2 separate regions of the Homo sapiens genome follow, and region 2 is linked to region 1. Evidence: chromatin loops called from intact Hi-C (ENCODE). Cell type or tissue: psoas muscle. All regions are shown on one strand. Links, peaks and the distances in the headings refer to the core of each region. The heading gives the core; the rest is flanking DNA. Region 1 overlaps SLC38A9 (solute carrier family 38 member 9). Region 2 overlaps PLPP1 (phospholipid phosphatase 1).

What was found. A loop is a pair of places that touch in the nucleus more often than their neighbours do. Peaks named below come from ENCODE experiments on the same cell type or tissue, not always from the same donor. Only the 100,000 strongest peaks of a DNase experiment are listed, where the experiment ranks them.
Region 2: it touches region 1 in a loop (1.8-fold over the local background); 2 of 110 quality-filtered maps call a loop at or near these places.

Annotation. Positions count from the first base shown.
Region 1 is chr5:55,630,008-55,638,223 of GRCh38, reverse strand. It overlaps SLC38A9 (solute carrier family 38 member 9), which reads left to right. Exons shown (of 16, transcript NM_173514.4): 13 at 2,567-2,680; 14 at 4,322-4,470. Among named protein-coding and RNA genes, the nearest start is that of SLC38A9, 78 kb to the left of the region's middle. In psoas muscle, for the core only: no CTCF peak of the experiment used is centred there; a DNase peak (open chromatin) is centred at 4,443; H3K4me3 peaks cover 1,543 bases; H3K27ac peaks cover 2,500 bases.
Region 2 is chr5:55,426,174-55,428,673 of GRCh38, reverse strand. All of the region lies in intron 4 of PLPP1 (phospholipid phosphatase 1), which reads left to right. Among named protein-coding and RNA genes, the nearest start is that of MIR5687, 82 kb to the left of the region's middle. In psoas muscle, for the core only: no CTCF peak of the experiment used is centred there; a DNase peak (open chromatin) is centred at 1,363; H3K27ac peaks cover 2,500 bases.

The DNA of each region.
Region 1 (8,216 bases), core at 2,914-5,413:
GTGGCATGTTTCCCAGTGTCATGCTAAACCTCAGCTGCTTTTATAATAAAAGCATAATTTCTGTTCATTGGAGTATTCAGATGAAAACACATATGCAGCTCCTGAGCCACTTTTACTTAAGGTATGTTGGAGTACTGTGAAATAAAACTTTTCTGATTTTAGTATCTCAAAATGGAAGCATCCCTGTATGTGTTCTGTTGTATAGTTGTTACTCATAACTTGTTACCTCTCTTTTTTTTTATTATTATTGTTTATTAACTATGACACAATTGCACTGGAGACTGGTCAGCTCCCCATCATAGTAGCTAAGGACCTGCAATTTGGAACTAAAAAGATCTTGATTTGAATATTGGTTTCACCAGATACTCACTTTGCAGCCACAAACGAGTTTTGTAACCTTGCTGCACTTAGTTTACATCTGTAAAATGAAGAAAATGACAGTATCTACATTATAAGGTTGCAATGAGGATTAAATGAGATGACACTTGTAATGTGCTTAGCAATATAGCCTGGCACCTACAAGCACTTAATAAAGCCAGTGTGGCTATTATTCTTTATCTACATTTACCAAGTTCCTCCTATGTACCAGGCGTGGTCCTGGGTATTGGGGATACAAAGAAGAAAAAGACGTGGTCTCTCTCCTCAGAATCCCAGAGTCTTGTGGTACAGACACATTTGAAGAAAAAATACCAACATGATGCAAGAACTATTAACCTTGGCTATTTTAGGGATGTCAAGGGACATTTTATTTCCACTTGAAATTCTTTATATCATGCACATGGTTTACTTTTATAATAAAAATTAATGACTGTCACAATACAGTAGAATAGTTGCTGAATTTGAGATAAGTATATAGTGCCGTGAGAACAGAGAAGCGGAAGGGAAAAGTCTTGTTGGAAGCTGTGCACCATAGCCTTTGCATCTTAATCAGATTTCCCCCTAGGTATGCTATGGTACACTTCTTTGCAAGATGTCAGACCAAAATAACGTGGTGATCAGGTAGTAGATAAGCTGAAAACTGTCTATGGGATGGTGGCTGTCCCACTTTACAGAGAGCTGTCTCAGGCCCAGCTGCTTTGCCTCCCAAGATTTTTTTACAAGGCTACCTCTGTTCTTGAGTGGCATTGAGTAGGTTGAGTGTAGAATGACTTTCAGCCATCATAATGGGAAACTACTACTTTTGACAAAAAAGTAGATTTGGCCTGGTTCATTGCTGTTCATCCCACACAAGATCATGAGGCAACCCTAGGGGTGACTGAACTCTGGCCTCCCGTCAGACCTAGAGCTTCATGAACTAAAGAGGAATGATTTTGAAACTGTGCCCGGTCATCCTCTTCCTCATTCCTAAGCAATTAGACGCATTTTGAGAGGGCTGGAACCAATCTGCATAAGCCTTTAGCTCCATGGGCTTATCCACCATCTAATTTAGGGTTTAAAACCCTTAACTTACTTTCAAGCTGATTGTCAATTTAGACCTGACCTTAAGATTTCTCATAACTTGTTACTTGCTTTTTAACTGAATTTGTCAACATTCAAGTTTATAAAACTCTACTACGTTAGCTAGCCCATTTAAGGAAGAAAGTAATCCAAAAAGTCAGAAATGTTCCCTAATACCAAATGTCCAGTTTTTTTATTGTGCTATCAAATGTTTTTAAGTTTATTTTTTTCTAATTTGTTTCCTTAGCTTTCAGAGTAATTTTTGTTTAAAATGAAAAATGAATAGGCTTGTTGCCATAATTTAATTGTGCTGAATTGTTTGGCCATAACTTCAGTGGTGATGAAGACCAGATTTTTGAGCTGGGGAATCTGTTCTGTTTGGATCTGACAGCTGGCTACATTAAATATCTTGGAGCTTTTTACTTTGCATGGATATGGGAGGTTGGGAGGGTGGGAACCGCAATAGAAGAAAGCAGTCCGCTTTATTTAATGTTCTGCATTTGTTTGCTGATTCCAGTAACATTGTGCAGCTGTTTGAACAGCTGCCTTTTGATTTCCTTTTGTTTACTGTTTAGATTTATTAAGCTTGTCTTTAATACTGCTTGTTGTCTGTTCTTTAACTAGCTTTCTTTCTTTATTAAATATATTTTAGTATGTTCTGCTCTGCTGTGGTCTAGGCATGTTTTAATAATATAAGTTAATTTACCAAAGGACGAATTTTTAAAATGTTGCAGACCATACTGAAGTGGCTATGCTTACTTTCTTGTTGTCCCTTAGCTTTATTATTGTAGTTAAATATTTTGTAATTTGGCAACTAAATTATCTTTTGAAATTAAGTCAGAATTTCAGTCATGTTAAACCACTATGTTAACTTCTAAGTCTGCCAACAGGTAGCTTAGTCTACATACTTCAGAGTACTTTTTTAAAAAAAATTGCCAGACTAATTGTAAAGTGTGTGGATTTTGTTTTAACTACTTTCTGTGAACAAATTGAATATCTAGAAGTATATACACACATGTACAAGGTAAAAAGACAAATTTTATATTTATTTGTTAGTCTCCTTAGCCTATTAAGGTAGACTTACTACAAGGTTCTTCAGTATTATGGGACTTTTGTTCTGTATTTACAGGTGAGGGACTTGTGCATTGCTTATATGCTGGTGACATTAACTTATCTCTATATTGGAGTCCTGGTTTTTGCTTCATTTCCTTCACCACCATTATCCAAAGATTGTATTGAGCAGGTAAGGCACCGTGTACCCTCTCTGTGTGATTGTGTACACTTTCATGTATTTATAGTAGGTAGGGTGATACAGTGGCAAGATATAACATCAGATAGGCCTGGGTTTTAATACCATCTCTGCTATCTACTCCAAGTATGGGAATTTAGGCACCTTCCCTTTTCTTTCTGAGCTTTATTTTTCTTTTCCATTAAATAGTATAATAAGTACCCCCATTTGATTTTTAGATGGACTCTGAGATAATGTACTACATGCCAGGCACCTTGTGGTACTCAAATAAATGTCTACTATTATGTACATATATTTCTCTTTTTGTGGGGAACTGGTACAAGTAGTTCTCATGTAGTTATAAAACCACAGAGAATACATTGAAGGAACTCCCTATTTTTAAAAGCCTGTATCAGGAATGCCCTGGATAAACTAGAGTCTTTGTTTATCAGACTCTAATGATTAATCAGACTCTCATTCTTATATTGAGTGACAGGCAGCAAAACAAAAAAAGAGTATTTGGCTGTTAAAAAAAGAGAGAGAGATGTCCTATGAGTCACCAGAGGGTTAAAAAAAAAAAAAAAGAGAGACAGAGTAAAAGAAAAAAATATTTTAATAAAAGATTGCCATAACTAATATTTTCTTTGATTTAACCCATCAAAAACTTAGCAATAGTATAGTCTTTAGTTATAAGTGACTGAAGAGTTTCTCACAAAAAACAACATTTCACAAGTGACTTTCTGGTCAGAAGAAATTCCTCTTATAGAGTACAATGGAATATACTAATGTGATTTATTACAGCTGAATTATAATGGTTATTTCAGCAAAATAATGTTAATAGTGTTCTCATCTTTATAAGAGAAATAAGTTTGAATTACTGCTATTATGGCAGCTTGGAAATGTTCTTATTTTCTTGATTTCCTTGACTCCAGAAGTTCTTTGGCAGCCAAATGTTTGCTGGCAATTTCCCTGATATGAACAAACTCATACAAAGCCTACTCCCTTGGGAATAGGAATATTTGTGGTATTTGTATTTGAAAGAAAAGATAAAAATTCTAAGTAATTAACTTTTTTTTAAGATACCAAACCAAAATGGAGAAAAGGGTCATGAAAGGAAGTAGAGATAAATCCTTTTAAATTTAGTGATAGACTAAACAATGATGTAGTAGGTGATAGACATACTCTCACCTTATTCTGTCATCTTTACTTCAAAAGTGCTTACAGTGCTTCAGAGGAGGAAAGCAGCAGAGCCAGAGAGGGTAAAATAACACTGAATTAAATTAGCTCTTTACATCTTTAAAGTGGACTGGTATTTTCCTTGAACCACATAAAGCAATGCTTTCTCGATCTATCTGTGGTGAAGGACAAAATTGTCTTTGCTGTTGCTTTAATGTTAAATAAATTGCAGGCTGATACTTTTGTAAAATAGAATAAAATTGTGGCAATGTCAGATTCCTGTAAAAGTTTCTGAACACTTTCGGTTTCTATACTTACCTCATTGAAAAAATACTTAACAAGTAGTTGTGGATGGGCACTAGTCCACAAACCACAATCGGAGTAGCACCTGTGTTCAAAATAAGCAGAAGACATTCCATTTTATGAATGTGTGTACTGAATTTGATTTTTAACATGACCTCATTATCTTTCTTGGATTAGAATTTTTTAGACAACTTCCCTAGCAGTGACACCCTGTCCTTCATTGCAAGGATATTCCTGCTGTTCCAGATGATGACTGTATACCCACTCTTAGGCTACCTGGCTCGTGTCCAGCTTTTGGGCCATATCTTCGGTGACATTTATCCTAGGTAAGGGCTCTTCTCTTGACCAGCAGGATGTGCCAAGCAACAAATGACTGTGCAAGCAGGTCAGTTTAAAGTGTGACTGATCCTTTTGCTATAAAAATGCCTAATGCAAGTGGTGACTAAAGATAGATCATTGGTGTCCTCTTCCCTGAAGAGCTTTAAAAATAGAAGCCACTCCCTTGTCTAGAATGATTTAAAGTTCATTCCTTCCAGTATAGTTAATTAGCTCCGATACCATTTATATTTATCTTATTATTTAATTGCTATTGATTTACATATTGTCAAGAAGTTTATAGTGTATAGTACCTATGTTGGCAATGTGTAGCTAATGAGAAGCAACACTTTTAATTATTGGTCATTGAAACTATCAGGGCCAAGGGAAAACTTCCCCTTTGCCCTCTGAAGTTTTGTTGAAAATGACCGACAAGAGGCAGATTAATAGGCAAAAAGGGCCCGGCTCAGTGGCTCATGCCTGTAATCCTAGCACTTTTGGAGGCCAAGGTGTGTGGATCGCTTGAGCCCAGGAGTTCAAGACCAGCCTGGGCAACATACTGAAACTCCATCTCTACAAAATTTTAAAAAATCAGCCGAGCATAGTGGGCATGCTTGTAGTCCCAGTTACTCAGGAGGCTGAGGTGGGAGGAGGAGGATCGTTTGAGCCCGGGAGATCGAGGCTGCAGTGAGCTGAGATCACGCCACTGCTCTGGGTGATACAGTGAGACCCTGACTCCAAAAGAAAAAAAAAAAGGAGAAAAGGCATATAAATGTATTTGAATGTGGTTTTATGTTACATGGGAGCCTTTAGAAAGAAGACCCAAAGATACAGGGGAAATTGTCCTTTTTTATGGTTATGTTTATGTGAACAGCCATGTCTAATGCTAATAGACTGAGTGGGGAACTCCAGCAAGGCCCCTCTGTCTAGATTCTTAGCCTCTCTGAGCATGTGTTTTTTTCATCTGCGTCTGGGGCAGGACCCTCTCTGGAATGGGAGTCTTATGACCTGCAGTCAAACAAGACAGGTCAGATCATTTCTTTATGGCTAGTTTTTACACAGAAATAGTGGGAAATTGGAGTGATATTTTTAGGTTTTACGGCCAGCTTGAGGGAAAAGGTTTCCATGTTCCACTTTGGGGAAGAGGGATTCTAGTTTCTAAGATAGCTTCGGGAGAATGGGACTGAGATTCAGAAGGTCAGAGAAAAACTTTTGTTTCTGAGGCTTTCATTTTAGGGTATGGTTTTCTGAGTCCAACAATCCTTACTTTTATATTCATTAACATTTATGCAGTTTTTGTTGTTGTTGTTGTTTGTTTTTGTTTTCTGAGACTGAGTCTCGCTCTGCCGCCCAGGCTGGAGTGCAGTGGCGCGATCTCGGCTCACTGCAAGCTCCACCTCCCGGGTTCACGCCATTCTCCTGCCTCAGCCTCCTGAGTAGCTGGGACTACAGGCGCCCACCACCATGCCCGGCTAATTTTTTGTATTTTTTAGTAGTGGTGGGGTTTCACTGTGTTAGCCAGGATGGTCTCAATCTCCTGACCTTGTAATCCGCCCGCCTCAGCCTTCCAAAGTGCTGGGATTACCGGCGTGAGCCACTGCACCCGGCCTACATTTATGCAATTTTACATAAATGATCAATTGTTTAGAATTGAAGGTCAGATATATAATTAATTTTTATTTGATATATAACAAGTTTAAATTACTGCTATAATTGTTAACCTCTTATTAGGGATGAAGGAGTTGTGAGTTCTTTTGAAAATCTTTTCAAAGCTGGTTACCCTCATCCAAGAGAAATTTCTTTTTTTTTTTCAAGAGAAATTTCTATATGTCATTTCAGAGTTTCCCAGCAGCCTTCTTGTGGACCTTTGGTTAACTCCTACCCTTACATTAAGTCTTTTTATAGGTTCATCTTAGTGAAAAGAACCTAGTCCACTTTTATTAGGCATATGTTCTTTTAAAGAAAGATAACTTAAATAAAATTTGAAAAAAATTGCATTTACAGTAAGCAACTAAACAAGTGGTCTTAATCAGTTCTTGTTTAAAATGAACTGATGTAGTCTGCTTCTTCGATAAATAATTTTTGCCATAAATATGTTGGTTTCAAAACAAAGCAAAAGTCAGGAGTTACCAGGTCTCAAGCACTGATAAGTATAGCAGCAGCTATGGTTCTAGTGTTATTATCCAGAAGATTGGAGCTCAATAAATGTAAGCCTCTGATTGTGTTTCTACTCTGCTGTATTTATATTCATCAAAGAAAATAAATACAGTGAAGTCATAGATGAAAAAATGCTAAGCAAATACATTATTCCTGTTTTCTACCATTATTTTGCAGAATGTGGCTATCTTTACAATAATGTTTTTTCTTCTTGGAAAAAGTCAGAGATTTCCCTTTTGTTTTCACATTACAGTTCTTCCCCTACCACCAAGAACACATTGTCATTTTCATTTATCCGACAGTTATAAGCACTTTATAGAGTGTGCATACTTTGGAGCATAATTTTTGGTCTCAGGACCCTTTATGCTCTTAAAAATGTATTGAGGACTCCAGGAGCTTTAGTTTATGCAGGTATAGCTATCAGTATTTAAATATTAAAAAATAGAATTTAGGTTTTTTGTTTTTCGTTTTTTTGAGACGGAGTTTCACTCTTGTCGCCCAGGCTGGAGTGCAGTGGCATGATCTTGGCTCACTGCAACCCCTGCCTCCTGGGTTCAAGCAATTCTCCTACCTCAGCCTCCCGAGTAGCTGGGATTACAGGCACCCACCACCATGTCTGCCTAATTTTTTGTGTTTTTAGTAAAGATGGTGTTTCGCCATGTTGGGCAGGCTGGTCTTGAACTCCTGACCTCAGGTGATCTGCCTGCCTCAGCCTCCCAAAGTGCTGGTATTACAGGCATGAGCCACCGTGCCCAGCAAAGTATTTTTAATTTGTTTAAAATCAATAATAAAACCATTACTTGTTAACATAAGTAACATTTTTGTAAAAAAACACTTTCAGGGGATGGATACCCCAGTCTCCATGATGTGATTATTATGTATTACATGCCTGTATGAAAACATCTTATGTGCCCCATAAATATATACACCTACTATGTACCCACCAAAATTTAAAAAAATAAAAATAACTGCTTTCAAAAAATTTTTAATTTAGCCGTTCGTGGTGGCTCACACCTGTAATCCCAGCACTTTGGGAGGCCAAGGCGGGTGGATCATGAGGTCAGGAGATCGAGACCATCCTGGCCACCATGGTGAAACCCCATCTCTACTAAAAATACAGAAATTAGCCTGGCGTAGTGGCAGGCGCTTGTAATCCCAGGTACTCGGGAGGCTGAGGTAGGAGAATTGCTTGAACCCAGGAGGCGGAGGTTGCAGTGAGCCAAGATGGCACCACTGCACTCCAGCCTGGGTGACAGAGCGAGACTCCATCTCAAAAAAAAACAAAAACAAACAAACAAAAAAACCCTTTAATTTACATTTGCAAAACTCTGATGTTTGTTTTACTAGCAGACAATTGATTCTCCTCTCTACTTCTGCATTCCATGTTATAATATCCTGTTTTCGTTTAGATTTGTGAAGAAAATCCAGCCTCACATAGATAGTTGGAAAAAGAAGGAGTACTTTTAATAGCTTTTTCATATAATTGTGGATATTCTTCTTTGATACTGTGCCAAAACCTGACGAGTGGTAGCTTCTTATGAGTTGCATCGTGGAATCTGAAACTTGTTTACATTAAAACCAATTGGTCTATCGTGCACTT
Region 2 (2,500 bases), core at 1-2,500, 210 kb after region 1:
ACAGTATTGAGAAGCTTCAGACATTCAACTTTTCAGTGGCATTTAGGGAAAGCTAAAGTAATAGACTTTCTTTTAAAGGAAGTCATGTCAAGTGTTTGCTTTGCCCAGAATCAAAGTAGAGCCACCAGAAAGACACTACTTTTTAGCTTTGTTGAACTTACGCATATAGGAAACTTTTGCTGGCAAGGTGGGAGGGGAAAAGCCAGTCCGGATTTCTGGGCATGTCAGCTGTGGAATTCAAGTTTACCCAAGGTCTGAGAAATTCAGGGTGTCCACTTTCTTGAGCTCTACAGAAATGGAAGTCTTCACAGAGCTACACCGAGTACCCTGACCCAGGGAAACGCAGTATGGGCACATAGGAAGCACACTCAGGCCATGCCTGTTTGTCACTAGAGAAGCCAAAGCCTAGAGCACAAGGTTAGGTACAGAACCACAACTGGGGCATCCCAGAATTCTCACGGTGAAATAATTTCTGGGTCCATGGTCAGAGTTTCACTGATGGGGGAAACCTCTATTCTTGGGTAGATGTGTAAGGAGAAAAACAGCTATTTATAGGGGGAAAGACTTCACTTAGAAGTGTTGGAGCGAGCTGGGTGTGGTGGCTCATGCCTGTAATCCCAGCACTTTGGGAGGCTGAGGTGGGTGGATCACCTGAGGTCAGGAGTTTGAGACCAGCCTGGCCAACACAGTGAAACATCGTCCCTACTAAAAATACAGACAATTACCTGGGAGTGGTGGTGAGTGCCTGTAATCCCAGCTACTCGGGAGGCTGAGGCAGGAGGATTGCTTGAACCCGGGAGGCGGAGGTTGCAGTGAGCCGAGATCGCACCACTGCACTCCAGCCTGGGCAACAAGAGGAAAACTGTTCCCTGCTTCCCCCTCCCACATCCCCCCCCCCAAAAAAGTGTTGGAGCTTAGTTGATTATTGATAATGTTAAGTAAATGTTAATTCTTTTCACTGGCATGTTGGGGAAGAAATCTGGAGAAAATAATATTCAATATGAGTTTGCAGGCTATCTACAGTGAAAGTCAGGGTTGTTTAGAATGGAAATATTGCTACAGGGATTTTAGAATCTTAAAAGAGGAAAGACCTTGGAGTCCTAGCTCTGAGTTTCCTTCAGGTTGGAAGTAGCATGGGACTAGCTTAAGTCCATTCTAGAGTTGCTATTTTTGATTTGACTACTTACTTTTTTCACAGCTTGAACAACAAACAAAAATAAGGATTCTGCAGAAAGCCAGTGGTTCTTAAACTTGCTGATGAGTCAGACTCAGTTAAACAGCTGGTGTGCTCTTTTAGAACTAGATGGTTTATACTAAGTACTTGATAAAATTAGATAAGCCCTGGGTCTTTGCCAGCTTTTGGTGACTGAACACCCATGGCAGTGCCCAGAGAGCTGGGAATGGATTTGTGTCATCTATTTTAAATAGGCAGTGTCCATGGGGAGAGCTATGTATATTGTTTTCTAAGGACTGCATTTAATTTAGTCTACGAGTCATATATTATTGAACAGAATTTTAAAGGGAATGTTATAAATTATATTGTTATTGGATAGAAATTAGGTAGTTTTCTTTTTTTTTTTTTTTTTAATGAGAGCAGACTCCCTAAAAAGAATCATTTCTACATAAAACCTTCAGAGATGCACCCAAAGTCAAAGGCAGACTGACATGAGAAAGGGGAATTTCTTAGGTCCGATTAGTGTACAGAAAACTCATAGAACTTAACTTAAAGGGGATACAAGTACTGTTGAAAGAATACACTTCTTGGCTGGATCATAACTAAACTACAACCTATATTACTTGCAAATACAGATTATTTAGTCTCAGTTGCCTTGTTAAACAATTTGAGGGTAGAAGAGCTCTCTTTGGTTAATTAATGAAATAGTCCCTAGATAGGCCCAGAGCAATGGCAACCTGTGCCCAGAATGCTAGCACTTTATCCCAAGACTCAGAACTAACCACGATACTGGGTCAGGCATGGTGGCGCATGTCTGTAATCCCAGCACTTTGGGAGGCCAATGCAGGCGGGTTACTTGAGACGAGGAGTTTGAGACCAGCCTGGGCAACACAGTGAGACCCCCATCTCTATAAAAAAAAAAAAAAACCAATTAGCTGGGCTCAGTGACATGTACCTATAGTCCCAGCTACTTGGGAAACTGACATGGAAAGATTGCTTGAGCCCAGGAGTTTGAGGCTGCAGTGAGTATGACTACACCACCACTGCACTCCAGTCTGGGCAACAGAGCAACGCCCCATTTCTTTAAGGAAAACAATAAAAAAACCAATGGCAGCACTGGTCTTGACTATGAGAATTATAACCCAAATTGCAAGGGGAGGAACTGTCCCTGAAATCCTGTTTAGAAAGCCATAAACAAGGAAACACCTGTTTGTATACAGTTTGAAGGGTGGTATAGCTAGACTGGCAATAGATTCTTGTGAACAAGTTAGTAGGGCAATAGTTTTGTTTCTTTAAAGGATTAACATTTAGGTAATAATGCGTACG